Linked DNA regions of Mus musculus: regions 1, 2, 4, 5 and 6 are each linked to region 3. The links are chromatin loops, found by intact Hi-C in ENCODE. Cell type or tissue: left cerebral cortex. All regions are shown on one strand. Region 1 has its middle 59 kb from the start of Nog. Region 2 overlaps Gm525 (predicted gene 525). Region 3 holds the start of Nog (noggin). Region 4 has its middle 43 kb from the start of Gm38759. Region 5 holds the start of Coil (coilin). Region 6 has its middle 37 kb from the start of Gm34677.

Region 1 (5,000 bases), 60 kb after region 3:
AGAAGCCTGCTGCTCCTTGTTCTTCACCCCTCCTTGCGCCCACGCATGCTGTCATGTTTTTGTGATTTCAGTCCTTGGAGACAAAGTATATTTCCCCCTGCATTGTGAACACTGGCTTTAGCCATTGTGGCTTGATTGGCCTTAGTAGGCAGGATGAGGATGCAAGAAAGGGGTGATGGCTCAGTGGTTAATGTCCTTGCTATGAAGGCATAAGAACTTCAGTTTGGGTCCCCGGCTTCCACGTAAAAAGCCAGGCAAGGAGTGAGTCTAGCACTGGCTAGTCCTGTGGTTCACTAACCAGACAGCATTGCCTAGCAAGGACTTTTAGGATTGGTGAGGGACTCTGCCTCCAAAACAAAATAGGATGAGGAGAATGGATCATTGTGGTCAAAAAGCACTTGCTGCGACAACCTGAGTTCAGATCCCCAAACCTATGTAAAAGTTGTACCCAGTAGCGTATGCCTGCCATCTTACTCTCTCAGGGCAAGATGGGGGCAGAGACAGGAGACTCCCTTGGAAGTTGCTGGGACTGCTAGCCTGGAGTTAGCAGACAAATGACTAGAGTGGCCCTGCCTCAAATAAGAAGGAAGGTAAGGCTTGGCATCCGAGGTTGCCCTCTGAACTACACTTGTGAACCATGGTCCATGCATACCCTCTCACACAAATGTACACGCACATACACGCAGAAATAAATAACAGTAGCTTTGTCTACCTTACCTTTTTGGCATTTCCATTGTCCTACAACTTTTTTTTCTTTCTTAAAATAATATTTTCTTGTTTGATAATCTCATAATTTCATATAATGTATGTTGATCTTATCCATCCATCACCACATCCCTTCAACTCCCCTGGTGTCTCTCCACCCCACCTCCCTCATACACACACATTAATGCATGCACACACACATACACACACATTAATGTGCGCACACACACATATACAAATGCATATAACATAAAATAGAACAAGAGCTGGAGAGGTAGCTCAGTAGTTAAGGGTATTGGCTGCTTTTGCAGAGGACCTGGGCTCAGTTCCCAGCACCCACATGGCAGCTCACAACCATCTGTAACTCAGCTCCAGGGTTCCAAGGCCTTCTTTTGGCCTCTGCCATGCATGATCATGGTACACAGACATGAAAGCAGATAAAATATGCATATGCATAAAAAGAATAAATCTTTTTAAAGGTTTAAAATATCAAAACTTGAAGCACTGTTTCTGCTGAACAAGTATTTCTAAGGCATATCTATATAAAATTTCTAAAGAAAACTTTACCAGTGCAAATAAGCGTGCACACTTTTGGTCTCAGAGGAATGAAAGGCACCCCAGCTAATATCCAGACCCATAAGCCTTCTAAAAATAATAATAACTATGACTGCTACTGACTGAGCATGGGGCTGTTTGTTACACAGCATTAAGGCAGCCATAGCTAACTGATGAAGCTACCTACCCACATTTCACTTAACATCTACTTAATGTCCAGTTGAACTAATGTTCTAAGGGATACATTACATAACTCTGACATTCCAGAAATTCACTCTTTAGACCAGGTTGGCCTCCGACTCACAGATTCACCTGCTACTGCCTCCCCAGGGCTGTGATAAAAAGCAGGAGCCATTACCACCCAGCTTCTAAGGAATACATTTTAAGAAGGGCTTCTTTGGAGCATCCAAAGCAAGTCCCTGCCCCCAACCCCCAATTTGCCTTCCTCACTGTCTGAGGTGCAGCCAGTGTTGAGTGTCGGTCACAGTGGCTCATCTCCCTATACAGATATAAGCTCTGTGGAGACAGGGACTTTGCACATCCTCTTACTATCCCCAACTCTGAGTGCAGAATCTCATACACTATAGACGCTCCATAACTTCTGGATAAACAAGAAAATAGAATGGAAACCAATCATAACTGTGTGGGCCTCTGTTCCTAAAGAATGTGAACTAAACGGCCTGTAAGTATCTCTTCATTTTCAGTGTCTCCACATAAATACCCAGCAACCTTCTGCAGCCCAGAGCGTTTCTGTATCCCTGCACTGAAACTCAAAGTTCAGGGTCTCTGCATGCCATCCAGGGTTACAAAGCAGGAGTGACAACTCAGACCTCATACTCTGGACCTGAGGCTGTAGGTCCCGCTGCTGTCTCCTCCTGAGTCCAGAGCACAAACTGAGCTGCCTGCAGTGGAAACCCAGAGATATCATCCAAGCTTGAATCAACAAGGCATTTCCCTCCTCCTCACCAAGAGCTCCTCTAGCAAATTTGGGGTTTTCCTAGAGGGGCTGACCCTCCAACAGCATCCTTTCACGCCCTCTAGTGGTTAGAGGGGAGCCCAGCATCCTGGAGGAGCGAAGAGACTCCCCTGGGCCTATAAAGTGTGCCTGCTACCCTGAGCACAGTCCTCTGGGAAAGCAATTTGGCAATAAGTATCAAAAGCCATAAACACAATCCTACCCTTTAACCCAGTAATTCCACTCCTGGGACTCTATTCAGAGGTGATAATCCAAAACTAAGGGAAAGTCTGAGCGCACAGTGATACCCTTGGCCTCCTTGTTTACAGTATCCAACACTGGTAAATATCCTGAGTGACCCAAACCAAGAACACAGTAAAGCACGGTGCAGTCACACAGGTAGTGTGATGCCACTTAAAATGATGAGCAGTGTCACATGAAACAGAGAGGCCATGAATGCTGGTATCAGAGTAACCGAGCTAATCTCCATCGTTTGATTATTGTGGATAAGCCTCAGTAAAAAAACGCGAAACACAACATTCACCTTTCAAATGGAAACAAACGACCATGAAAGAAAACATGCCCCAGGCATGTATATGTTATTATGCGATAAGATACTATATAGTATTACCATCAAGTTTGAAATTGCATATTTACATGGGAAAAAAATCCATCTGAAACCACAATAAGGAAAAGAACAGGACGCAAAATTATATATTCACTATGTTTGTCAAAAATGAAAAAGAAAAAATTCTAGGGATGAAGCTTTGGGAAGATGCATCAAAATGTTGGTGATTCTTTTTTTTTTTTCCTTTGCCGAAGTTTCCTGAGTAGGATGTGCTCAGAATGAAATGTGTACTAGAGCTGCTGAGATTGAAGCTGGCATGCCCTGGAGCCCTCGGTTCCCAGGTGAGGCAGCTCAGCCAGCCCACTGGGCATCAGAGGAGGAGGCAGTCACTCGGGTTATTTGATTGGACTCCTGAACTCCAACACATTTCTCTACCTGACAAGAGAGCTGTTGGTGCATTGAAAAGAGTTTAGTTGCATGATATCCTTCCTGCATCACATTGACTGTGTGTGGGGTGTGTGTGTGTGTCTCTCTGTGTGTGTGTGTGTGTGTGTGTGTGTGTGTGTGTGTGTGTGTGTGTGTGTGTGTGTGTGTGTGTGTAATGGAGACAACACCAGAGGCTTAGAGTACAGACACATTGACCTTTCCTAAGTCCCACACCCAGTCCATCCCACACTCCTCCTGGGCGGGGAAGTGAGTGATTAAAAGCCAAATTAACATCACAGACCACTGGGGTGAGGCCACTTTTTTTTCTCATTGCATTCAAGTTTTCCAGAGAGGATCCTAAGTGTCAACCAAGGTCCAGCACTAAGGACGGAGTCTTATAAGCTTCTTTGTCTCTCCCTTAAGCATCACACAAGTCATGGGTGTCCCCACAGCCTCTGGGCTGGAGCACACCAGGATAGAGATGACAAGGGGAAGGAAGCAGCTCCCCTCTGTCCCCACACCTCACTGTGACACCCAGACCCACCCCAAGTCCCTCCTGTAGGTTAGGAGAGTTTAGGGCCATGAAAAGTCAAAAACTGCACTATTTTCTTCTATTCCCATCTATTTGACTTCTAGGTTCATAGATCCTATGAGAGGTATCTATATAATCTAACTGGGAGTGGGGGATGCTCAGGTAACCCAGATGTTGTTGTGGGTAATTATCCATCTCAGTCTCCAGAGGACTCATTCATTACCCCAAGTAATTTCTGGAGTAGTTATTGTTGCTGTGAAACAAATCTTCCCAGACTCGGAGAAGAAGAAAGGGGAAAGGGAAAGGGAGGGGGAGAGAAGAGAGGGAAAGAAGGAGAGAACGAAATGAGAGAGTGAGTAAAAGAGGGATGATGAAGAACAAGGGGAATGGGAAGGGGAAACAAAGAAGGAAGAGAGGGAGGAAAGGAAAGAAGGAGGAGAAGAAATGATGAAGGAAAGAGGGAGTGGGGAGAGGAGAATGAATCAATACATAAAAGGAAAGGAGGAGGGAAGGAAGGAGTGAAAGAGGCTGGAAGAGGGGAAGACAGAAAGCCATCATAAAATTAGACCTATACAAATTATGACTAATACTGATTGACAACCTGACAGGATCTAGAATCTCCTGGGAGACAGGCCTTTAGGCATGCCTATTAGGGATTATGTACATTAGGTCGGCATCCCTACCTTAGAACCATGAACTAAAACAAACCCTTTCTCCCTTAAGGTCCTTTTGCCAGAGTATTTTACCATGAGAACAGGAAAAGACACTAAGATACATAGTCCATTTTTTTACACACATATATTGATAATTTTATGGAAACTATGGATTTTTGGGGTCTGAAACTTTCTAAGGGTGCACAGAGAGCCACACTATTCTGCAGGTCTAAGGCTAGGGACATCTGGGCAGAGCTAACCTGAGGGCTGAAATCCTGAACCATCATAAGATACCTGAGAGACGAAGGATTCAGGCCAAGACCTCTGCAGCGGCCATCAGACCCCTCCACGCAGTCTCTCTCCGGGGTTGCTGTGGCTTCTCCCCATCGTGGTGACTCAGTCCCAAGAGAAAGCAGTTCAGAAAGGAAGCCTTCAAAGTCATACATGGTCCCTGCTTCTGCTGTGGCCACCACCCTACCACTTCATGCTTTTTTGTCACAAGACATGGCTGCCTTGAGGCCACCACTCTCTATGAGGACTGAGCCACTCCTTTCCCTCTTTCTTCTACAACTCCATCCTCAAAGTATTCTACACTCTACTCCAAGG
Region 2 (5,000 bases), 220 kb after region 3:
CTCTGGCTTCAGTGAGAGCCCCTATCTCAAAAGCACAGGTGGAGAGCAGCTGAGGACCTCTGGCTTACTTGTGCACACAGCTGTCCAGGCATCGCTGCATAGGAAAACATTCACGCACGTACATCATATAAGTGAACACACACTCATAGAAAAGCCAGACGTGATGGCTGTGTGCTGTATGTAAACCCAGCATACTGCAAGCCGAGACAGGAGAATCACCATACATTCAAGGCCAGCCAAGCAACAATAGATTCCAGGCCAGCCTAGGCTTAATGTGAGGTCCCACCTCAAAGAAAAAGAAAAGGAAAAGAAAAAGAAATGAAGTATTCTGTGGAACGAGATGCTTAACATTCCTCTTGACAGGGGCCTAAGGCACACACACACAGATAAACCATTCCCACCCACTTTGTAGCATCTACTGCTTTTTCAGAACCGGAAAAACTTATACTGAGTGAGGTTACAACCCAGGCTCAGAAAGACAAACAGCTCGTGTTCTCTTTCATATGCAGATTAGATCTATGTTTTGACCTCTAGGAACACCTCGCACACATGGTGCACATACATACATACATACATACATACATACATACATACATACATACATGCAAGCAAAACACCTCTACACATAAAATAAAAAGAAGTCCATAAAGTAATTTTTAAGTAGGGAGAGGGCTACAGAGAGAACCAGGGTCTCAAAAACAAACAAATCCCAGGCTCCGAGGATTCTCTACCTTGGTCTTCTGAAGAGCTAGGACTATGGCACATGCTACCCAGCCCAGGGTAGGTTTTATTTGTACGTTTGTTTTTTTAGGACAACAGCCACGGTACACCAAGTGTGTGGTTTAGCGCCTGGTACACAGTAGGGCCTCAGTACCGCTCGCTGAAGAGATATATAAATGAATACATGAAGAGGTTGCTTTCTGTCTCACTGATGCCTCCTTGGAGGGTCCCTCGCTGTCTGTGTCGATTGTCTTTGCTATAATAGCCAAATCTACATAAAAGCAAAAGTCAGTGTCTGTCTCACAGCAGCTGAAGTCATCACTGAAGAAAAGCCACCAAAATAGACACACACTGAGAACAAGAAAGAAGCCAGCACCGGTTTCCATGACACTTCAGTATTTATTTTAAATGTTGGGGAAATGAATCTGCCACAAAGGCCTGAAAGCAGTCATTAGTCAAAGATGAAAAGCCCAACTACAAATCAGCTAAAAACCACAAATTCAACAATTGCATTGGCCGAGTCAGAAATGACCCAGTACTAATGACCCTCTCAAATGTTCCTGGACTAAGAAAGGAGAGGGAGATGGAAAACAGGTTTTCATTTCTTTAGATTCCCTTCTCCAGGGAGGGAAGAAATTAAACAAAAACAAAAACTCATATTTGTGTTCCATGTCAAATGCTCATTGTAATGATTTAAAGTGAATCTTTTCCCAGTAATTGGAATGGAAACTACACTTAGACCCTCCCTGGAGTGGCATGATAATGAAATGAGATGCCCAGCAGAGCCTGACCTGACCCAAGAATGACATAGCAAACAGCCTATCAAGGCGTGAACTCTTTCCAAGATGTCTCCATCCTTTCCTATGACATTTGGGCAGGATTACAGGTCCATTGACATTCGGGAGAATTTATTTTGCTCATTAGTCAAAGGTAATCACGCAGACTGGAGGATGGCTCAGAAGTTAACTGTCCTGGATTCCCCCGAAGGCTCCGCGTCCCAGGAAAGCCAGTATGCGCTGACATCTCAGCTATTCTGAACCATCTTTGAGATCATGGGAACAAGGGGAGTGGAGTTCCTGGGACAGTCGTCATGGTGCTAAACATGAAAGCATATTTACAAAGGCCACTTACCATAAAGCCAGTGTGATTTATCTGCACCCAGTAAGAGCACACCTGAAAGGAAGACAAGCCAAAGACATCCCAGCTTCCCAGGAAGGCAAATCCCCAGGGCACAGGAGCACTTATAAACAGAGATGATCACAAAGGACATTGCAGAAGCCTGAATGTCATCCTTCTTAAAGAATTTGCCTGGTTCTGCCTGGCAATGGGCAAACAAATTCTTCCCTAAGACTTGGAAAGATGAGAGGATCTTAATGAGTTTAATTGAGGCAACTGAAGAGATTTCCTTGAGATACACTCAAGAAAAAATTCTATCCTGCTGAGTACACACACCCCCACCCAACCTCGCCACACCGGTCATTGGCTTGGTTCTGGAGGCTCTGAAGTGAAACAAACTGTCCATCTCCTAAAGCGATTTAGAACAATCTAATAAGGCAATCAATGTCAAAATTGAGGGCTGGAGTGGCTCAGTGATTAAGAACACATAGTGTCCCTGCAAAAGACCCAAGTTCAGTTCCCGGAACTCAGATATATACACATGTATACACATACACACACATGCATACATACCCACACACAGACAAGCACACAAAGGCATAATTAAAAAATTTTTTAAATAATCTTTTTAAATAAACAAAAATTTAAGTATTAAATATAAAGATCACCAAAGCACTAGCTTCAATACTCAGCGAGATGACAGGGTTGACAGTTAACCCATTATCTCTCTGAGCCTTTTTCTAGAAATCCGCTTTCACACGGATATGTTTAGTGACATGTACAGCATTGTTTTGTACATGAGTAAGACAGTCTCTCCATCCACAGGAGATATCTTCTAGCGCCCCCTAGTGGATGTCTGAAAACGCAACTGGTGTTGAATTTCCACAGACCGTATTTTTTCCTATTCGCAAAGGCCTATAATGAAGTTTAATTTACAAACTGGACCAAGCAAGAAGTCAATGACAATACTTAATTATAAAATAGAATAACTCAAATGTTATGCTACAGAGCTGGAGAGGTAACTCTTGTCAGCAAAGCCCTTACCTCCACTCAGGGAAGGGCCTGCCTCAGGAGAGGCTGGGTGGGTCTGGGTCTGTCTATGGAGAAAGTTACTGAACTTATCCATAATAATAAAATAGAAAGCTGGCAGATCAGAGAGTTCCATTGGTAAAGTCCCTGCCTCGAGAGCATGAGATCCTAAGCTCGCTCCCCAGAAGCCACATTTAAAACCCCAGGCATCATGGTGTATACTTTTACTCCCAGTGCTGGAGACACTAAGTCAGGCAGACCTCTGGGCTCACTGGCCAGCCTGTCTAACCTACTTGGGGAACTCCAGGCCTACAAGAGACCCTATCTCAAAATGCAAGGCAGACAGCTCCTGAAAAAATGATACTCAAGGTTGACCCTGGCCTACACACACACACAAGAATACACGAAAAAGCACAAATGTACACACACACAAAAATAAAACAATACACTATAATAAAAGCTTTGTAAATGTAGTCTGTCACACACATGCGTGCATGCACACGTACAGACACACAGACACGCGCACACGCACACACACACACACACACACACACACACACCCTCAGCTCTCAACATAGCTTATTGGGTTGTGCTTTCCCTTCTTATTATGAGAACACGAAATGGTGTAATGCCTGTGGGGTGGAGAGACACCATGACCAAGGTAACTCTTATGAAAGAAAGCATTTAACTGAAGCTTGCTTACAGTTAATCTATGATAACCATGGTGGGAAAGAGACAGGCACAGCCATGGAGCAGTAGCTGAGAGCTTTACATCCTGATCTCTAGGTATCAGTCAGAGATAGACAGAGGGTGGGGGAGGGGGAGGGGGAGGGAGAGTCTTGGCCTGGTGAGTGAGCAGAGGTCCTCAGTTCAATTCCCAGCAACCACATGATGGCTCACAACCATCTATACAGCTACAGTATACTCCTATACATAAAATAAATAAATAAATCTTTAAATAAATAAATTGCTACTTTACCACAGTCCATTACAGCAGCCAGGCAGTGGTGGCGCACGCCTTTAATCCCAGAACTCGGGAGGCAGAGGCAGGCAGATTTCTGAGTTCGAGGCCAGCCTGGTCTACAGAGTGAGTTCCAGGACAGCCAGGGCTACACAGAGAAACCCTGTCTGGAAAAACCAAAAAAAAAAAAAAAGAGTAGAGGGAAGTGGGCTACCAAGATGCATCACATCAGAGGGGAAAGGTGCTTGCTATACAAGTTTGGTGACCAGTGTCCAATCTTTGGAACCCACAGAAAGGTGGAAGAGGAGAACCAACTCCACAAACTCTGACCACCAGATAAGCACCGTAGTTCACCCACAGCACTCATCATGCACAAGCACAAAAATAATAAATAAGTTTTAAAGGAGTATAAGATGCTGGGCATGCTGGCTGGTTTTGTGTGTCAACTTGACACACAGAGAAAGGAACCTCCCTTGATCCAACTGTAAGGCATTTTCTCAATTAGTGACCAGGGTGGGAGGGTCCATTGTGGGTGGGGCCATCCCTAGGCTGACGGTCCTGGGTTCACTAAGAAGGCAAGCTGAGCAAGCCAGAGGAAGCAATCTAGTAAGCAGCACCCCTCCATGGCCTCTGCATCAGCTCCTGCCTCCAGGTTTCTGCCCTGTGTGAGTTCCTTTGGTGATGAACAGCAATGTGGAAGTGTAAGCTAAATATACCCTTTTCCTCCCCGACTTGCTTCTTGGTCATGATGTTTTGTGCAGCAATAAAAACCCTGACTAAGCCACTGAGCACGGTGACGCACATCTTTAATCCTAGCACTCAGAAGGCAGAAGAAGGTGTATTTCTGGGTTTGAAATCAGTCTGACCTACTTAGCAAGTTCAAGCCAGCCAGAGCTACATAGTGAGACCCTGTCAGAGAGAGAGAGAAAGAGAGAAAGAGAGAGAGAGAGAGAGAGAGAGAGAGAGAGAGAGAGAGAGAGAGAGAGAGAGAGAGAGATCTTATACACACTGAGGGCAGACCTTGTTACAATTTGGCAGTACCTAGTATAATGGAAAGCATATGAAACTCTGAGAATTTTCTTTTTTTTTTTTCCACTGAACCTGAAAAACACACAAGTGTATGATGAGTTTTATTTCATTGCCGTATGTGTATGGTTATTTGCCTGCATGTATG
Region 3 (5,000 bases):
TATCATTAAGATATTGCTCAGTCTAGTCTCTCAGAGCAATAACCCAGTGTTCCTTGGTACCTGAATATATGAGGCTGCTCCCCATTGTAGAGTGGAGTGGGGCTGTAGCCTCCCCAAATGTGGCATTTCCCAACTCGGCTTGTGGTTCGAGAACCCAATAATTTGAGAACCCAATACTGTGTATGTATAATAATAGCTCTAATACTCTTTTAGTTTGTCACAGTGTATCCTAAAATTCCAGACAACACTTAAAGACCAGCAGAAAGTGTTAAGTGTATCAAAAGGGAGCACAGCTTAAGGAAACCAATTTTGACAGCTTTATAGTGATCTACGGATTGTTCCAATGTCCTTTGAGTACTTCCTTCCTATGCTTGTCATCTCTCCCCTCTGGGGACTGCAGAAGGCTTGGCTGCAGGGTGGGGTCAGCTCTGCACTGTCTAACACTCGCATGGAGACATGCGTTTCCCTCTGATCTCCATGAATAAGTCACTGAGCCATCATCAAGTATGCATGGGTTCCCATTCTTCCTATGCTGTTCAGTCGGATCTATCCAGCCTACATAAAGGGCAGAAGGCTCTAGGTTGGCTTTTAAACAAAAACAGGTGATCAGGGGCTGGAGAGCTAGACGGCTGAGTGGTTAGGAGCTTTAGCTACTCTTCCAGAGGTCCTGGGTTCAACTCCCAGGACTCATCTGGATGATGATGGTGGCTCACAACTGTCTGTGCCTCATGTTCCAGGGGCACATGGCCTCTATAGGCACATGTGGTAAACAGATATGCATGCAGGCAAAACTCTCATACACATACAATAAAATAGTAATAAATTTAAAATAGTAATAAATTTGACAATTAAAAGAAAAACCCACAGGTGATTTGAAGGAAAAACGAAAGAAAAAACATCGCACAGTAAGTGAGCAATAGCTAGAACTTAACCCTGTCTCGGGAGAGCTGGGCTGGAGTTTATCTCCTCAAGTCTTTACCAGGAAAAAAATTTTTTTCTCTTAGTTGATTCTCAGCAGTGACAAAATTGCTCTGGAACATTTAATCTTCATGAGACAGCAAACGAATGCCAAACCACCATAAAACATATCAAAAAGCAAAGTCTGGGAGACCGTCTCAGATTATGTGCAAACCAGACTACTTTTTTAATTTTTAAAATTAGATTTATTGATTTTATTTTATGTGTGAGGCTTTTGCCTGCATACAAGTCTGTGTAACACTTGCATGCTTGGTGCCCACAGAGGTCAGAAAAGGCCATCAGATGTCCTAGAACTGGAGTTAAGGATGGCTGTGAGCCACCATGCTGGGAAAAGAACCCTGGTCCTCTGCGAAACAGTCGGTGCCCTTTACCACTGAGTCACCTCTCTAACCCTAAGACCTAGACCAATTTTTAAAAAACAATGATTGTTCCTAAATTGTTCCTATTTGTTCTTGAGGGTGTCCTAGAACTCACTGTGCAACTCAGGCTGGCCTTGAACTCATAATCCCCTCTCCCCAGCCTCCCATATGCAGGGACCACACTGATCCCAGTAGGTCACTTTTTTCTCCAGTGGTGACCAAAGCAAGACCTTGTTATAGACAGAACCCAGAGAGTCTAATTCTACTTGTCTAGTCATTACAGCTGTGGGAAGTGTTCACACCTGAAACTGGGCATCTCTCTCTATGGCTGAGGTCTTGCAGAAAAGTCATACAATGCAGTGCTTTCCCCCCTTAGGGGACTAGAAGGAAAACTAGACCTTCTAGTTTTGTTTGACCTTCTAGTTTTGTTTGACCAAACACACTAGACCTTCTAGTGTGTTTGAGGCTGTGACACTGGGAATGCCTAACTCCCACTCCTGGTGAATTCCAGGACATTCACTCCAGATATCTCTCCTCCACCCCTATCCAGATGGGATCACGTCACCATCATAAAGGACTCTGAGCTCGGTCTTGACCCAGCTCTTCCTCCAAAGGAAAACAGTTCCCATTTCTCATCAAAGGGTTTATTCCTTCTTTTCAATAAGCAGTGTCCCTTTGCTGGGCTGAATTTGGATTAGTGACCTAACTCAGTTGTTAGAACTATAAGATGGTTGGGGGGGGGGGGGAACTTAGGTCACTAATCCAAAAACTAAAGTTTAGAGTGCCACCCAAGCGACTTACCCAAGGTCTACATAGATGTGCCAGAGTGGACAGCATCCAGAACTAGGGTACCTTATTTCTAGTATACATTTCCTTTTCTAGTCACCACTCTCTGCCCACTGAGGCTGTTTGCCCCAGCCAGATGATGCAAACCTGTGTACTTGTGAAATCGAAGTACCTTGGAGGAAAATCTCAGGATCTTTGTTTACACTAAGTCTGGAGATCTATGAGAAAGCATTCAAAAGCATAAAGTGCCTGTCAGTGTGTAAATATGGCACAGATGCGCACACACACACACACACACACACACCAGCCAGAACTAAATGCAGGGATCACAAAGGGCCAGCAGAGGGCGCGCCGCCCCCAGGGAGGTGAGAGCTAGTTGTACCAAGCAGCGAAGATTAGGAGAGCCACAGGCTAGGAGGATGTACCTCTATCTCCCCGCCACTCACCCGGTAGGACTAGGCGAAGGAGGAGGGTGAGAAGACCCCCGACTCCCCGCTTCGTGGATCTGAGGGGCAGAGAAGGGGTGCTACCTAGAAATTACATCACGCTGCGCAACGCTGCGGCTCTTGGTGTGTGTGTGTGTGTGTGTGTGTGTGTGTGTGTGTGTGTGTGTGTGTGTGTGTGTGTGTGTTGGGGGGAGGGGACTTACCCCAAGCCCGAGAGAGAGAGAGAGAGAGAGAGAGAGAGAGAGAGAGAGAGAGAGAGAGAGAGAGAGAGAGAGAGTGTAAAAAAGACACGCACCCGGGAAAATGCTCCATGCACATGGAGAAATTTCTTGCTAGGAACTGCACTGGAAACCGGGCCCCCGGCATCTCCCTGCTGCTCCCCTCCCGGTACAAATCACTCAGCTAGTGAGAGTCCCCCAGCCCCACCTCGACAACCCCACACCCCTCAACTCCAGCCCTGCACCCTCCAGCCTGGCTCCAGCGCCGCCACGAGCTTTCCCCGGGACTGGCCCTGGCGGGGCGCCTAGAGCCCCATTGCATTGCTCCAGGAGAAAGGAGGGGGGCGGTGCATTTTGTAGGAGGAGGAGAACCGGGGCGGGGGTTGGGGGGGGGAGAGAAAATTGCGCGGAGACCTGCCAAGCGCCACCGCCGCCGCCGCCACCGCCGCTGCCGCGCCGCCGCCGCCTGTGAGCTCCGGCGGGCAGCCTGACTGTCGGCTTCCCGGGGCATCTGGGTCCGGCGGGGCACAGTCCTGGGCGCTGCCGGAGCCGCCGCCGCCGCCGCCGCCGCGGCGACCAGTGCAGTCGCTTTCCCCCCGAGCCCGTGCGTCTCCGGCTCCTCGCGGGTGGAGGAGTTGGGGGTGGGGTTGTTGTTTGGGGGGAAGAAGGGGGAGGGGGCAACGCGGAGAGAGAGTCAGTGGTTTCCATGGTGATGGAGCTGAAAGTGCAGGAAATTTAAAGGCTTGGACCCTGCGAGACAGACAAACCGGTGCCAACGTGCGCGGACGCCGCCGCCGCCACCGCCGCCACCGCCGCTGGAGTCCGCCGGGCAGAGCCGGCTGCGCTGCCCGGAGCAGGCAGAGAGAAGTGGCCCAGGACCCGCTCTACCGGAGGCTCCGCACAGAGAAACAAGACGCCGAGCGACCGGAGGAGGAGGAGGGAAAAGGCTCGTCCACGCGCCCTGCGCCGCCGGCAGCCCGGGAGAACAGCGAGGAGCCGGCGCCCCCAGCGCCCCACGGTCGCGCTGGAGTAATCTCGGATGCCCGACCGCGGCCGCCTTCCCAAGTAGAGCGGCGGGGGGGAATTGCGACCAACTCGTGCGCGTCTTCTGCGCCGCGGCGGGAGCCGGCGCTGCGCGAACGGCTCTCCTCGCGGCTCATGCTGCCTGCCCTGCGCCTGCTCAGCCTCGGGTGAGCCACCTCCGGAGGGACCGGGGAGCACGGCAGCGCCGCGGACTCGGCGTGCTCTCCTCCGGGGACGCGGGACGAAGAGGCAGCCCCGGGGCGCGCGCGGGAGGCATGGAGCGCTGCCCCAGCCTGGGGGTCACCCTCTACGCCCTGGTGGTGGTCCTGGGGCTGCGGGCAGCACCAGCCGGCGGCCAGCACTATCTACACATCCGCCCAGCACCCAGCGACAACCTGCCCCTGGTGGACCTCATCGAACATCCAGACCCTATCTTTGACCCTAAGGAGAAGGATCTGAACGAGACGCTGCTGCGCTCGCTGCTCGGGGGCCACTACGACCCGGGCTTTATGGCTACTTCGCCCCCTGAGGACCGACCCGGAGGGGGCGGGGGACCGGCTGGAGGTGCCGAGGACCTGGCGGAGCTGGACCAGCTGCTGCGGCAGCGGCCGTCGGGGGCCATGCCGAGCGAGATCAAAGGGCTGGAGTTCTCCGAGGGCTTGGCCCAAGGCAAGAAACAGCGCCTGAGCAAGAAGCTGAGGAGGAAGTTACAGATGTGGCTGTGGTCACAGACCTTCTGCCCGGTGCTGTACGCGTGGAATGACCTAGGCAGCCGCTTTTGGCCACGCTACGTGAAGGTGGGCAGCTGCTTCAGCAAGCGCTCCTGCTCTGTGCCCGAGGGCATGGTGTGTAAGCCATCCAAGTCTGTGCACCTCACGGTGCTGCGGTGGCGCTGTCAGCGGCGCGGGGGTCAGCGCTGCGGCTGGATTCCCATCCAGTACCCCATCATTTCCGAGTGTAAGTGTTCCTGCTAGAACTCGGGGGGGCCCCCTGCCCGCGCCCAGACACTTGATGGATCCCCACCAACGCCCCCCCTACCCCCACCACCTCCAACCAGTTTCACCACCCTCTAGCGAGGGTTTTCAATGAACTTTTTTTCTTCTTGGCTACAGAGACCTGGCTTTCTGGTTCCTGTAATGCACTGTTTAACTGTGTAGGAATGTATATGTGTGTGTATATACGGTCCCAGT
Region 4 (5,000 bases), 140 kb after region 3:
CCTTAAGATCTAGGCTCTGACTTCAGTTACGATAGTTTTTAAGTAAGCTGGGAAAGTTCTTCTATCTCTCTACTCATATCTCACTCTAAAGCAGGCTTGCTGAGAGGCTCAGAAGCAATAATTGGGACACACCTAGTGTGAGTCTATTACATGGGGGGAAAATGTCAGCTCTTCACTCAGCTTCCCAAAAGCCTTATCCTCAAGCCAGAGGAGGCCACAGAAGGCCTGGCATTTTGAACATAAGAGCCCAGACCTATACTTAACAGGGGATGAATCCCAGGAATGCCCCAACTAGGAGTTGGTGCTTGTTTTTGTCTAAAGGCCTAGAGAACCCAACCATCCACTTGACAGAGACTTGGGGTCTGCCGCTGGACTCCATGGAGATGCTTTCTGTCTGATCACTGGTTGTTGAGGGAGAGTATTTTCATGATGGTTCTAGCAAGAGCATCAGACCTGTAAGGAGTCCCCAGATGGCAGCCCAATGATCTGAACTGAGATATCAGGGCCGAGCATAAAGGGCAAGGGCCATGGGGCAGAAACGAATTCGGCCTTATCAGTTTGGATCAAGCCTCATGGGAAGGTAAGAAGTGAGGAGCCCCCAGAGGTGGGAAGTGTGCAGGATGCTGAGCAAGCAGACACATCCCAGAAGCCTAAGGTCTCTTCAAGGAAGACCCTAGGGAATGCTCAAAGCCATTTGGCTCAAGTATGACTTTTATCAAGCTTTCTCCACTTGGGGCTCCTGTGGGCTCCAGGCAGGCACCCTCAGTGGGCACAGCAGAACGGGATGTCTTGAGCCAATGTACCAATGTGCCAATGTGCCAGTGTTCTAATGTACCAATGTGCCAGGCCTACTCCAGAGGCTACACACTGAACCATGCTGCCCTGTGTCACCTCCTTGCCTACAAAATCAACTACTCCTTCCACCCTGGCTTTTGGAGGATCCAAGACAGCTTGTTCACTATTGCTTGCTCATCTTGTAATAGCCAGTGGGACTTCTCAGGACCACTATCCTGATCTCCCAAGAGATCCGCTGAACAGCCACTTTGATAGTGAGTAATCAGTTCATACTCTGGTATCTACAGGCTATCGAGAGGTCGCAACAAGTACGGGTGCTTGCAGCCAAGACTGATGACCGAATGGACCCTCAGAAATCATGTGTGAGAGAACCGGCTCCCTCTGGCCTCCACATACTGTAAGGCAGCACATAAATTTCTACATGTATGTGCACATACATACCCAGAAACACAGGTTAAAAAGGGCGAGATAACTACCTCTCTCCTGTGTGCCCCTTTGCCCCTAGACAGCCTTCAGCTGATTTTCACTGTCAGAATTACCACTGCCGCCATAGGCCAGCATGTGTCATCATGAAGAGACTGAGGAAATCAAAAGGGAAATGAAAGGCTGGAGATTCATCTCAGTTGGCAGAGGGCTTTCGGGGAAAGGCATAAAGCCCTGGGTTTGGTTCCCAGCACCACGTGAGTTGGGGGTGGTGGCGGCAGAATGGGATGTAGTCTGAGCAGCTGGGAGGTAGGAGCTGGGGGATTAGGAGATCAAGGTCATCCTTGGCTACATAGCAACTTTAGGGCTAGCCCGGGATACATCAGAATGTGAAGGAAAGAAAGGACAAAAGGGAGGCTTACAGATCGGGCCTTGCTCCCTTTGAGTGCCAAGCCATTCTGAGAACTTAGTTCCAGTTACTTAAACTCCTGGCCTCTGTGGAATAGAGATGACAGCTTCTTTGGGAGGTTCAGGACTCAAATGGGGGTGAGTTACAGGACACACAGTTTAAGCAGACGACAACTGTCAGGCGCTGGTAAATTGCAAACCGCAGTAAGGTTTTGCATGAGCCATCCCAAAGCTACCCTTTAAAACAGCCAAGCTTTGGCAAGACTAAATGTCGGGCCAACAGCGCCACCTGGTGGTCAGCATGAGCTCTGGCATATTTCGCTCAAGACCACACTTTTCTCAGCCTGGACATAATGCTCATGTCACAAGAAGACTGTTTCCCCAGAGTCAGTTAAAAGATGCTCCAAAGCTAAGCAGGGAACATTAGCTGACCTATGTATTCATCTCTGAAGAAATAACAGCTGGTATTGTCTCGGAAGATGGAGAGTAGTTCCATCTATCTTAGAAAAGACAATACTCTTCCCCTAGCTTGCTTTTTAATCTGTATAACAAAAATGATACTTTATTTGTAGATATAAAGAATAAGAAAAATATAGGCCCGATGAAAGACATTTGGTAGATGCTCAAGACCATTTTTTAAAATTATATTTGATCCCAACAGGCACCTGGTCTCAATACACCTGAAGCACGCCCCATGTGCCCTGGGAAGACATCCAATCACCCATCCTGTGAACCACATGATATTCCTGCTTCTCACCTTCAGGAGACATGATTCCAAAGCCAGTTCAGTCTAGAAAGTACCTATCAGAGCTACGGTTCCTTAAGAACGGCAAAGGAGAGAGATCATTCACCCTTGCACACAGTCTACAGCGACACTCAGTATTTGAGATACAAAGATTTAATGTGGTCCCCAGCGCCAAGGAGGTTTCGTCTCAACCAGAGAATGATAAAAATAAATACATACTTCATGGATCAAGTGTCCTGTTGAGTTTAATACTCTTTAGGACAGTAACACAGAGGGGGACATAGACAATGAGATCTGGGGGAGTTGGAATGATTTGACCATTTCAATAAGTGTGTGAAACCCTACTGCATCCCAGGCACAGCACAAGGACCTGCAAAACCAAGAATGAAGGGTTCTCACTCTCAACTGGCCTCAGAGAGGCTGTGGTCAGCCTGGGCAAAGAATAGTACGGAAGGGGCACAGCCTGTGCTCAGGACTGCAGAAGACATTAGGGACAGACTGAACGGAAAGAGGCTGAGAAGAAACAAGGCAGGGTTCATCCAAGTTCCTCCACACCGGCCCATGGCCTCTTCTAAACTGCCTCCCTGGCTTGCAGATTCCAGACATGCACTTCCTTTCATTCAACGCCATATTGGAAACTTGCTTGTCCTCCTCTGCCCCCTTCCCCCAAGGGTCCCAGAGATAAAGCTCTCCTATAGAGTCTACTACAGAACCTGTAGGTCTCGACCCCTTTGGGGGTCTGATATCAGATATCCTGCTTATCAGATCTTTACATTACAATTCATCACAGTAGCAAAACGATAGTGGTGCAGTAGCAATGAAATAATGTTGTTTGGGGTAGGGTGGGGGTCACCACACTAAAGGGTTGCAGCATTAGGAAGGTTGTGAGCCACTGGTCTGCAGCCCTTCACTCAGAACGTGCCCAGCAAGCCCCTCCCCCATTCACTCACTACAGCCCTGATGACACCCTCTGCTCCAGCCCTCTAGGTAGGGACTCTTCCCTCCCTCCACAGAGCCTTCTCATTGACGGCCTCTATCTTAAGCTCTTGCCTCGCCACCCCCCCACCCCCACCCCGCCACGTGGAGGAGCTCAGGAAGAGGGGAGCAAGCCAGAGACTCCCCGGATCTCCTCTCATACACTTCAAGAAATGAGAGAGGCAACTACCTGTGCCTCCACCCCCATCCCCGGAAGCTCCATTTCCTGCACACCTACTGTGCACATCCACTCCAGCAGAACAAGGCAATAAAAAAAATAAATTAATTTTTAAAACTTGGGACTGGAATTCATATCCAAGTTTACAACTTCCTAGTCGGATGTGTTTGTACCGCTTACTTAAAACACTTAGGTCCTCTTCCTCATAGATGGGGACTATAGTAAGGATTAAAGAAAATGTGATAGCACAGTCAAAGACTTGGCACACTGCCAGGCACACATGAGAACTCGTTAACCGTTGATATCATGCAACAAGCACTGTTTCTTAAGCATCTACTAGGTGCCGAGTCTGGAACTACAACTGTGAGCTCCCAAAGTCTTGATCCTTGTCTTACAGGGCTTACAGCCAGCAGAGGAAGGGTCACGTAGTCCCTGATGGTGAGCAGTTTGGGGGAGATATGGGTAGTGTTAATAGGGAGCCTAGAATGGCTAAGAGGAAGCAATGGAATTAGATTGGAGTAATGACATTTAAGCTGAGACCAAAAGGATGTGCAGGATGGAGGTGATGATCTGTGGGGACAAAGCCAAAGCCTGCAGGTGGCCAAGAACACTGAGCCACCAGGAACTGGGAGGAGAGAGTCCGGGGTAGCGCCAAGTGGCCAGCAAAAAAGAAAGGACCTGAGCTAAGGTTGGAAAAGCAGGCAGGAGACAGCTCCCATGGGGCCATAGGAGAGATCAAATATTTAACTCTACATCAGTAGGAGGCTAGGGGGACAGGGAATGCAGACACGACTGAGTTTGTGTTTTCTAAAAAATTAAAATTAAAAAAAAAAAAACACCCCATGCTGATAACCATCGGTGACTAACATAGAACACCATAAAAGAAGTGGTTGGAATTAGGGAGGCAGCTGGGATGGCAGAGATTGACCTACAAATATAAGCAACCAACTTGATCATGGGCTGGATGTGGGAGGTGAAGGAGAGGGAGGGTGGGGAACACCTTTAACTGGAGCGAATGAAAACTCAGGAAGGGCCAGATGAACAGGAAGACCAATAGTCGGCTGTGGCAATGCCAGACACACAGTTCCATGAGAGAATCTGGTATATCAAAGAAATAAGTACCCGGGGATATGCATTGGCAGTAAGAACATATAGACATATTTATCAGTAATGTGGAGGAATAGATGCACACTGTCCCTTTGGCGTGTCATCCTGGAAGTTCACAGAACAGAGCACAAAATACAGGAGTGTGTCGTAGGCTTTAGCTGAATGAAATAAAGTTCGTTGGCAACCAGTGGCCATCGATCCAGACTTGGTACCAATTTGGCCCCAGCAGCAGCAGAGCATGGAGCACTGGGAAGTAAGAGAGAGAGTAAAGCCAGCCATGTTGCTTAATGAGGAGGAAAAAGAGCTGAGACTGGAGACTGGACTGGTGGGTTACAGGGACAAAGACTGGCACCAATCCACCAGGAAGTA
Region 5 (5,000 bases), 330 kb after region 3:
GAGGAGAGGTTTGAAATTTGGACTATTTCAAGTTGCCACCTGAAGCAGAATGATTAACAAATCATAGTATTCCTGACTTAAGTATTCCTGATGCAAAGATATGGTCAGTGTTTCTAATTAATTTCCCTGATGTTCTGAAGAAATTTTGCAAATGTGGCACTCTCGACAGAAAGCAACACTAAACAAAGGCAAGCAAGAAATAGCCTGCTTTATAATTCCATTTTTTTGGGTTTTTTTTTTTTTTTTTTTTTTGGTTTTTCGAGACATGGTTTCTCTGTATAGCCCTGGCTGTCCTGGAACTCACTTTGTAGACCAGGCTGGCCTCGAACTCAGAAATCCACCTGCCTCTGCCTCCCAAGTGCTGGGATTAAAGGCGTGCACCACCACGCCAGGCCTATAATTCCAAATTTAACTCACCGCAGCGGAAGCTTAGAGGTGTGGTTGGAAGTGGTGGGACCATAGACTATATCAGTATGTATGCCAACTGGTATGACCAATCGCATCAGCCCGCCATCTGAGACAACTAAGCCACCTGCCAACTAGTCACACTGTAGTCGCTCCTGGATACTCACTTCAGTGACAACGATTAAATTCTCCTTCTTGTTGTTTTGAGACAGGTTTCTCTACCCAGCCCTCACGAGGGTGGCTTCAAATTCAGAGATCTGCCTGCCTCTGCCTTCTGAGAGTTAGGATACAAGGTGTACGCCACCTCCACTCGGGCCTCTCTCTCTCTCTCTCTCTCTCTCTCTCTCTGTCTCACATTTGTTTCTTTTGTTTTCCAAGACAGGGTTTCTCTGTGTAGCCCTGGCTGTCCTGGAACTCACTCTGCAGACTAGGCTGACCTCAAACTCAGAAATCCACCTGCCTCTGCCTCCCGACTACTGAGAGTAAAGGCGAGCGCCACCACGCCCAGCCTGATTTTACCTTTTTTCTTTTTTAAACAGCTCTCACATATGCCAGGCTGACCTATGTAGCCAAGGATACTTTGAACTCCTGATCCTCCTGTCTGTCTTCACCTCCTCAGTGCAGGGATTCCTGGTTAGCCAGCTGGGAATCAAATCTAGGGCTTTGAGATGCAAGCAGTCAAGCTACTGAAACACACAGCCTTCTGTGTGACACGTGAAACGCATTCCGATACCAATTGGATGGGACCCAATGACACCTGAATGAGACACAGAAATCCACCAGAAGTGGACACTGCCAAGGCGCTAAGGTGGGCCATTCCATACATTACTCAGAAAACATCTCTGCTTCCTGCCTGCAAGTGCAGCCCAGAGAAGGCGGGTCTGTGGCATATTTGCGCCATGCACACTGCACACAGAGCCTGGCAGAGTGAGTACTGGCCCTGCTCTTGAGCACCGGAGCTGCTCCAAGTTTAGTCCCCCTGAAATGAGAAGCGTCCCGGGGAACCCGGGGAAGGATGCTCCATCCTGGGCTGGACCACTCAGGATCTCGCGAACCTGCCTTTCCGCAGCTGGCTAGCTCGCTACCCGGATCCTGCATCCTGCGGTCCAGCAAGCGCCCCCCACCCGCACCCGCACCCCGAGCCGCGCGCCCCCACCCCCACCCCCGCGCGCTCCCGCGCACCTGAGGCTGTCGTTGTCTCTCACCAGGCGCGCGCTCTCGGCAGGGGGCAGCAGCCCCCCTTCCAGATAGAGGCCCAGGAGCGCCCCGGAACTGAAGCCGAAGCGCTGGCGGATGAGACTGATGAGATCCGTGACAACTCGACATCTGTTCAGGTCCACCAGAAGCCAGAAGACCGTGCAGTGTGGAGTGGCCGGCGGCGGGTAGTCAAATTGAAGCCGTAGCCTAACCGTCTCGGAGGCTGCCATCTTGCTCATGCTCGACGGAAGCCGAGAGGTTCCAAGGGCTTTCGCAGCGGCGTGGTCCGGCGGCCCGCCCCCAGCAGCAGCTAGCGTGCGCCGCCTGGGGGCGCAAGTAGGTCTGTAAGGCTCCCCTCGCGAGCTCCCCATTCTTTCTCAGGGCTGAACATACATGCAAGTTGACTGTCAGGATAGCTGCTACGATATCGGTTCGTGTAATTAAACAGAAACAAACCAAAAATCTATAAAATTAATAAGCAGCAAGCCTGACTCGAACCCCTGTAATAGGTTTTTACTTTTCTACCAAAAAGGTCAGGAAAGCACCAAATTGTGGTGCGTGTCCAAGCAGAAAATGAGACATTCTCGTGATGCGAGACTTAAAGTTCTCATAAGACTGTTTAAAACTCACACACACACGTCCTTGGGGGCCTCAGGGAGTTCAGTGTGTCCTCTGTCCCTGACCAGATCAAGTGCTTTCCTCATCTTGAGGCAGAACAGTATTCTGAAAGTGTTGACGGTCCAGAGAGTCAGAAAGCTAAATAAATAGGAAGATTTTCTTTAAAAGATTTATTTATTATATATAAGTTACACTGTAGTTGTCTTCAGACACTCCAGGTGGTGCCTAGGTACCCAGAGAAGACACTCAGGAACCACACCATTCACTCCAGAGCCTGCTGTTCCCGACCAGTCCTGCCTGTAGCAGGCCCTATCATCCCAGAGGGAATCATCCCCTACGGACGCCCTGTTCTAGCTTTGTTCCTTTCTCCTCAGGGATGGCTGCTGCTGGCTGCTGGCTGCTGGCCACCTCCAGTCGAGAGGTAGAATACAGTATGACGCGAGAGCAGTATTTGTGCTTTTAGGGTTATTTAATATTTATTTTAAAAGACAGCCAATTTATTTATTTATTTTCAACTAGAGAATGGGTCTCTAGGTCTCTAGGAATTGGCTGTGGGGCCCTCACTGCACATCTTGTTCCTTAGCACTGTTTCCAGAATCCTTCCTCACGTCTGGAAGAGGTGGAGGAAAAGATTAGGGGTGGATCTCCAGGCCTTCAAAGACATCTCCTGTTCTGAAGGCCAGGCCCACTGTGGCTGGGGTCTCTGGCCTTGCTACCTGAAAAGTGAAGCCACATTCCCTCAGAGTTTTCATCTCATCAAGGAGCTGGTTGTCCTTGAACAGCAGCTGCTCCTCAGGAGGCCTCTTCATGATGCCCTCAATGATGCGCTTGAGCTCCCACACCGTGCTTGACTCCTTGGCATCAGTGAAGATGGTGGTCTTCTTGTGTCGGATCACAAGAAACACAAACAACCCTGTGTCTGCTTGTGACTCCATGCACCTCACTGGACCTGAGAAGTGTCAACAACAGACTTTAAGTCTTTTCATTGCTCTGGGGCTGAGTTTCTCTGACCCTGACAGGAAAGGCTGGTTTCAATTGGATATCTGCACCTGCAGGAGGCCTCTTAGGGTGTTGTTAATCTGAATTCATTAGTCTAATGCTGGTCTTTGCCCCACCTTATGCATATTGCAGAGGGCTGAGGCCTTCTGGATTATTTCTAGGAATAAACAAAACAGATTCTAGGAACACCTACCCTATAATCCCTTTCCAAATGCCCTTGCTTACCACAGTTAAGACATCTGACAGTTTGATTTTTTTTCTTAAGACTTTTAGAATTTACTATCAGATTAGCATCATAAATGTGAGATCCAATATCTCTAATCTATTCTATTGGTGCTGATGGTGCCTAATCATCCTTTTGCATTCTGAACTAGCGTTTTCAAAAGCCAAGGATTCAATTAATATTTTTCTGACTTCTCTTTACAACTGAAGTCAATCTTTGCAAAAATCAGGGAAGGCTGCTTTGGGGCCTTGTGTATTTTAAGGAAAAGACTCACACCTTTCTTGGTTCTTCAACCTCATCTCAAGCATTAAAAAGCTGCTAAATGACATAGCATCAAAATGTGATCATCAAATTCAAGCTGCCTTTCTAAATCTTTGTTGTTGTTGTTGTTGTTTGTTGTTGTTTTGTTTTGTTTTTTCAAGACAGGGTTTCTCTGTGTAGCCCTGGCTGTCCTGGAACTCACTTTGTAGACCAGGCTGGCCTCGAACTCAGAAATCCTCCTGCCTCTGCCTCGAGAGTGCTGGAATTAAAGGCGTGCGCCACCATGCCAGGCTGAGGTTGGTTTTCTAATAAGCTTGAGCCAGCCCCTTTCAGTTTCATCATGTGACTGGCAGAGTGGCAAGTTCTTTCCTAAATTCCTCAATCTGTGTCTCACTGGTTTTCCTAGGTCTTTCTAAGGGTTTTTTAAATTTCTGAAGTCTGTGTCCAAGTATTTTTCTTATTCTCCTTTTCAGTCTAATTTTCCTGCTTCTGCTTGGATCTTATCAATCCAGTGTTTTTTGAGCAGGTACAGAAAGCCATGATGGCTATTAAGAATATAGTATAAGGGGCTGGAGAAATGGCTCAGCAGTTGAGAGCACTGACTGCTCTTCCAAAGGTCCTGATTTCAAATCCCAGCAACCACATGGTGGCTCACAACCATTCGGAAGGAAATCTGATGCCCTCTTCTGGAGTGTCTGAAGACAGCTACAGTGTACAGATACATGCCTGGTCTCCTGTACAATGATTTTGACAATGCTATTTACTTATTTTGTAGTGCTAGAGAGTGAACAAGGGGCCCTGTACACGTCAGGGGAGCACCACACCACTGAAAGACATTCCCCCAGCCTGGCTACTTGATAAAGAAAAAGCAAATAGCCGGATATAGTGGCGCGCACCTTTAATCCCAGCATTTGGGAGGCAGAGGCAGGCAGATTTCTGAGTTCGAGGTCAGCCTGGTCTACAAAGTGAGTGCCAGGACAACCAGGGCTACACAGAGAAACCCTGTCTCAAACAAACAAACAAACAAACAAACAAAAAAACAAAAAAGAAAAAGCAAATAAGGCTGGAGAGATGGCCCAGTGGTTAAGCTCACCGACTGCTCTTCCAGAGGTCCTGAGTTCAAATCCCAGCAAGCACATAGTGGCTCACAACCATCTGTAATGGGGTCTGATGCCTTCTTCTTGTGTGTCTGAAGACAGCAATGGTGTATTCATATACATAAAATAAATATTAAAAAATACTACTCATATATATACAATTTATTTACATATAATAAATAAATCCTTTAAAAAAAGTA
Region 6 (5,000 bases), 620 kb before region 3:
TCATTAAGCAGGGAAGAGAGGTTAAAGTGGCCGCCTTCTGACTGAGGCAGAAAACCAGAAGCAAATGACCATGCAGGGGCAATGTTTTAAAAGAAGAGACAAAGGGGAGGTCTGTGTCAGAATGGGCTAGGATGTGGTAGTGTATTTTGATTGGACATGTTAATGAGGTGAACCAAAGTGGGCTTTTGATTGCTGGATGTTACTACTTTGATAGATGGACCTTGATAGTCAGCCTCAGGAGGAGGAATTGGCCAAATAAGAGAGTAGACAGTGGTGGTTAGCTTTAGGAATGTAAAGAAATTACATTCCTAAAGCCATTGTGACCAGAGACATGAACATAGTGAGTCTCACTCTTGTTTCTCTCTCTCTCTCTCTCTCTCTCTCTCTCTCTCTCTCTCTCTCTCTCTCTCTCATCTAGATCTTTCCCTGTGCACACTTTGCAAACTCACACGCACCTCTCTTTTTCTTTGACTATCTGGCTAGTTCTCCTTATTGAAATGTAAGTGTTCATGTATATATACATGTGGACACAGATGTATAAACACATATATTCTTGCGTATTTAGAAAACATCTGTTGAGCACATCTTCTAGAAACCACTTTTATAAACTCTTTAATTATTTTTACCAGGCAAAACAGACACAAATGTTTTTGTGCTGCAGAGCTAAGTTTTGGTGTTGGGGAGGAAGTGGCAGGCAGAAAACAATAGCTAAAATAAGCAACACTGAAATAAAAGGCCACACAAGAATTCAGAGGAGACAAGGGAGTTAGGGGTAGCAGGCGGGTCATAACATTAAAACAAAACGGTCAGGAAAGTCCACAGTGACTGGCCACTTGTAATACGGGCAGACTGACAAGTCTCAGAGCAAACAGGGACTGTGTTGGTTTAAGCTACATGGTTTTTCCATCCCTTCATTTCATTGAGATTGTGGATGTCCCAGGAAACAATGTGTTGTCACATCACTTCTTGAATGGGCAGAATTAGAGTGAGGAACTCCAGATCTCAAGTTAATCAGAAAGGGCCTGCAAGGAGCCAGGCTGGAGTTTGAAAAAATGAAGCGCCAGACTAGAAAGATCAAGACCAGATCCTGGTGACAGCTTGGCGTCAGCTAGGAGGCGTGAAGAAATTGGACAATTTATGGCCAGCCAGTGAGGCTGCGTCATCATTCCTGCCTTGCAGAAGTACTCAGAGGGAAAGAATAAATATGTTTTCTGGTTCTATTTTCAGTTTTCTATGGCTCTGTGCTCCGTAGATATCAGACTCTGCAGCGGTCTATGTCAGGGGCTTTTGTTTCCAAAGGAGAGGCAAAAGAATTGAAGCTGGGGTGTTTGATAGCTCTGATGAACAAAAAGATCAGCCCTGGGAAGATGTGGGTATACTACAGATCAGCTAAAGGACATGAAGTGAACAAATAAGGTGGGTCCTGGGTAGCTCGTAGGAATGGGCATGTCTGAGAAGCCAAGAAAATGCAAAGAATATGGAATTGTTTAGTGTCCACGAGAGAGTATACAAATCCCAGAAGCTGGTTGCTAAGGTATCACTATCCTGTAAACCTGCTAAAAGTCAAGTTATCTTAACTGCACTAGCCTATCACACAATGATAAGTATTAGGAAGTCTAAAGGATCCATTCATTACATTAGGGACACAGAATGCACCATCTCGTGTATCATGCCACATCGTCTGATTCCGTCAGATCTGTCTTCCTTTGCTTGACTCTTGGTCCTTTGCAATGTGTTCTGATTATATCTAAGATTCATTGACCTGAAGGAAATCCACTAAACATCTTCTCATTTCCCTGAAGATAAAAAAGGCAAATGTTTTATAAAGAGATACAAAATCATCTTGATGTTCTCTCTCCATGTACCTATCTAGATTTGTGCCCTTGGGTCTCCCATAGGTACACTTCTGACTTCCTGAACATCTCTGTGCAATTCCCAAACTAAGGGATGCTTGTAGCACACAGTTCTGTTTGCTCATCATCCAGCCTTGGGCTGGAGTCTGCTTCTGTCTCTCCTCATCTCATCTCAATTCGTGATCCCTTCTTGACAGATTTCTTAACATTTCTTCTCTATAAGGCTGAGTTGGGTTAGAAAGTCCCAAAGGACCCCAAACCTTCCTCTCCCGTGACCCCTCATTGGCTTGCCATGTAATGCCTCCTCGTTTTCTTTATACCTCGGACAAGGGATTACCTGATTTTCTTAAGGTTGAGATGATCTCTCTTCAACTTCTCAATGAGAACCATGGTATTCGTCGTGTATGTCCATGCTCATTTTCTCTTCTGTCTCCTGGTTCTGTTCCGTGGAGAGCTTGTTCTACCATGGACTTTGGCTGAAGCCTGGCTCTGTGCAGGGTTTCAGCCGAATGCTCAAGGGGGCAGTGTGGTAATGCAAGAGAAAGCAGTCTCTCCTCTCTGAAAGGCTTGGCCATTTTTTTTTTAAACATGAAAATCCTTGCCCTGGAAATTAAATTATATTTGGGATTTTTGGGTTCCCCTCCCCCAGCCCCACTGTGGGAGGTTTCGGAAAGTTACTGTGGTGAGCAGCACAGTCAGAAGCTGTCAGCGGCCAGCCCCACAAGGCAGGTCCGGCAGGCTCCTTCAGCACCAGGGCCCCAGGGGACAATGTGTGCACATGAGGGCTAGGCTTTCAGCGGTCAGTGGCCTACCACCAAAAGAGCACCTCCTCCCCCTACACACACACACACACACACACACACACACACACACACACACACACACACACACACAGAGCCTTCTCATCCTGGCTACCTTTGAGTCAATAGTTTGGGATCCATTTCAAATCCAAGGTGGATGGATCGAGAGGGTTGTTTTTATTTGTTTGTGTGTTTTCCAAAATATTTCTGAGAAAGCAGCTCTGAAAATATGCCTTATGTATCCGTGGATTCATACATATTCATAGCTTCCTTCTGACTGTATGTTGAAGTTTTCTTCTCCAAGGAGGCCTTAGGTAAGCTGTAAGGCCCCTCCCAGCTCCCGTCCTCCACAGTTCTAGCTAGTCAAGAGTGGAAGGAAGGCTATGAAGAAACCCAGTCCTAGAAAAATTCTATTTTGGGGGGAGGTTGGTGGAATAATTCAACCCCTTTCTAACTTTGGGAGGTACAAACCTGATTCCCCAGGTATTGGATTCAGTTAATTCAGTCCTCATGACTCCATATAGATGCACTGTACCTTCTCATGTGTCAGGAAGAGAGCTAAGTCCTGAGTATAAAATGGCCACACCTGCAGTACTGACTCACCTATATCTTGCAGGTTGATGGGGACAGAGACTGTCAAAACAAACACACACACAGTCCGGGATGTCAGATACTGGGGTAGTGGCATTCTAGAGAGGAAAGAGGGTAAAAAATTGAGATAAAGTGTACAGGGTTCCTATTCAGAGTAAAGGCTCAGTGGCTCGAGACAGAAGAGCGCTAAGCACATAAGACTATATAGAAGATGACAGAACAGAATGCTAAACATAGCAAACTCCGTGGAAGACTCAGGGTATTTGTGACACAGAAGGTTGGCTGACAGTGAGAAGACTCACCCCATGCTTTGTCACCCAAGGAAGAGAACAATCCCTTCTAACTGTCACTGAATGGTCATAGTAAAGGCCACGTTGGTTCCCATAGGCATGTAAGCTACCAAGATGTGAGAACATCTCACAGTGAAAGCTTACCTCAGAGATCATCCAAGGCAACTCCCTTTTTATTTAATAATCTCCTCGAAGCTGTACTACATAGTTATTCCAATTCTTCGAAACAGCATCGCTCACCCTTTCCACTCTTTTTACTTCAGGTTTTTTCCCATTGATTTCTTAGATTTCCCTTTCTAGATGGCAAATTCTAAATTCTGTCTTCCTTGTTTAATGAACCTTTTTTTTTTTCCTCTCTCAAGAACAGTGAGTGCCACACAGTAGCTTTTCAGAGCATGCTTGCTGAAGGGGGTAATCAAAGCTAAAACTAGACTTCTTGGAACTCATTGGCCTTCATTCTGTTTGCTAGAACAAATCTGGTCTTAATGTCTCCTAGAAGGAATTTTACAGTCTTTTGAAAATAATGCTCATTATGGGTTTTTTCCCCCTGACTGTTAACATTTTGAATGTGATTCTGAAACTCATGAATATTTGGGTTACTAGTAGGGCTCTGGCTAGATGTGATAACTCAACCAAATATACATCAACTTTATCCTACCATCACCTGCATGTCATTTCTCTATTTTTAATATAAGGATATATATGCATTGTTCTGAAGATCTACTTCAGGTTGAATACTTTTAATGTGAAGGCTGTCACACTTATATTAAAACAAAACAATAGAACACCAGTAATGTGCCATCAAAACATGCCAGTGTTGTTCAGAGTTTGTCAGTGGAATAAAATCAATACAAGATTCTTTGTATATAAATAATACCTATAACCATTATTGTTATATAAATAATACCTATAACCATTATTGTTATTATTGCTTTTCATATATTAAATGTATTAAGACACAAATATGTATATATGTATATGAGTTGGCTCACACAGTTTTATGGAGACCAAGAGGTTCAAGGCTGTCATTTGGCAGCTGGAGACACAGCCCATCTAATGGTGTGGCTTTCTTCTGAGTCTGAAAGCCCAAGGAGCAGGAGAATGGTTGGTATGAATCTTAAAACCATCAGGGTTGAGATGCAGAAGGAGCCAAAATCTCATTACAAGCCTGAGAGCTGAAACAGACTGAAGGCTAAGCTTGATGTAGGAAACAGGAGTAGTTTCCTCTCATCAATGAAAGCCCCAGCCTTTCTGTTTTATTTAGACATTTATTGGATTGGCTGAGGCCTAACTACATTAGAGAGAACAGTGAACTTCACTCTGTATACAGATTTAGACATTAATCTCATCCCTAAATAATATTCACAGACATACCTAGACATCTCATGATCTAGTCAGCTTGATATGTAAAATTAACTAATGTATTATCTAGCAGACTATTAAATAGGCTATTATGCAAAGCATCT

What was found. Hi-C counts contacts between places; a loop is a spot of excess contacts. Peaks named below come from ENCODE experiments on the same cell type or tissue, not always from the same donor. Only the 100,000 strongest peaks of a DNase experiment are listed, where the experiment ranks them.
Region 1: it touches region 3 in a loop (8-fold over the local background); 7 of 42 quality-filtered maps call a loop at or near these places.
Region 2: it touches region 3 in a loop (4-fold over the local background); 15 of 42 quality-filtered maps call a loop at or near these places.
Region 4: a loop joins it to region 3, with 9 times the contacts of the local background. A loop is called at or near these places in 37 of 42 quality-filtered maps.
Region 5: it touches region 3 in a loop (2.3-fold over the local background); 6 of 42 quality-filtered maps call a loop at or near these places.
Region 6: a loop joins it to region 3, with 4 times the contacts of the local background. A loop is called at or near these places in 5 of 42 quality-filtered maps.

The regions. Positions count from the first base shown.
Region 1 is chr11:89,240,838-89,245,837 of GRCm38, reverse strand. No RefSeq gene overlaps it. Among named protein-coding and RNA genes, the nearest start is that of Nog, 59 kb to the left of the region's middle. In left cerebral cortex, a CTCF peak has its summit at 2,307 (motif pointing left); a DNase peak (open chromatin) is centred at 2,313.
Region 2 is chr11:89,082,475-89,087,474 of GRCm38, reverse strand. The region is part of intron 2 of Gm525 (predicted gene 525); the gene reads right to left. It also overlaps the pseudogene Gm22534. Among named protein-coding and RNA genes, the nearest start is that of Gm525, 11 kb to the right of the region's middle. In left cerebral cortex, a CTCF peak has its summit at 2,685 (motif pointing left); DNase peaks (open chromatin) are centred at 1,058, 2,664 and 4,592.
Region 3 is chr11:89,301,106-89,306,105 of GRCm38, reverse strand. Nog (noggin) reads left to right here and starts at 3,547. Exons shown (of 1, transcript NM_008711.2): 1 at 3,547-5,000. The coding sequence starts at 4,086. The coding sequence ends at 4,784. In left cerebral cortex, CTCF peaks have their summits at 2,469 (motif pointing right), 3,717 and 3,963; DNase peaks (open chromatin) are centred at 3,806, 4,187, 4,487, 4,647 and 3 more places; H3K4me3 peaks cover 2,379 bases; H3K27ac peaks cover 1,449 bases.
Region 4 is chr11:89,162,371-89,167,370 of GRCm38, reverse strand. No RefSeq gene overlaps it. Among named protein-coding and RNA genes, the nearest start is that of Gm38759, 43 kb to the right of the region's middle. In left cerebral cortex, a CTCF peak has its summit at 1,911 (motif pointing left); a DNase peak (open chromatin) is centred at 1,909.
Region 5 is chr11:88,970,790-88,975,789 of GRCm38, reverse strand. It overlaps Coil (coilin), which reads right to left and starts at 1,855. Exons shown (of 7, transcript NM_016706.2): 1 at 1,588-1,855. The coding sequence starts at 1,841. It also overlaps the pseudogene 2210409E12Rik. In left cerebral cortex, CTCF peaks have their summits at 1,727, 1,927 and 4,394 (motif pointing left); DNase peaks (open chromatin) are centred at 1,335 and 1,868; H3K4me3 peaks cover 1,400 bases; H3K27ac peaks cover 738 bases.
Region 6 is chr11:89,918,828-89,923,827 of GRCm38, reverse strand. No RefSeq gene overlaps it. Among named protein-coding and RNA genes, the nearest start is that of Gm34677, 37 kb to the right of the region's middle. In left cerebral cortex, a CTCF peak has its summit at 2,368; DNase peaks (open chromatin) are centred at 1,071, 2,429 and 2,944.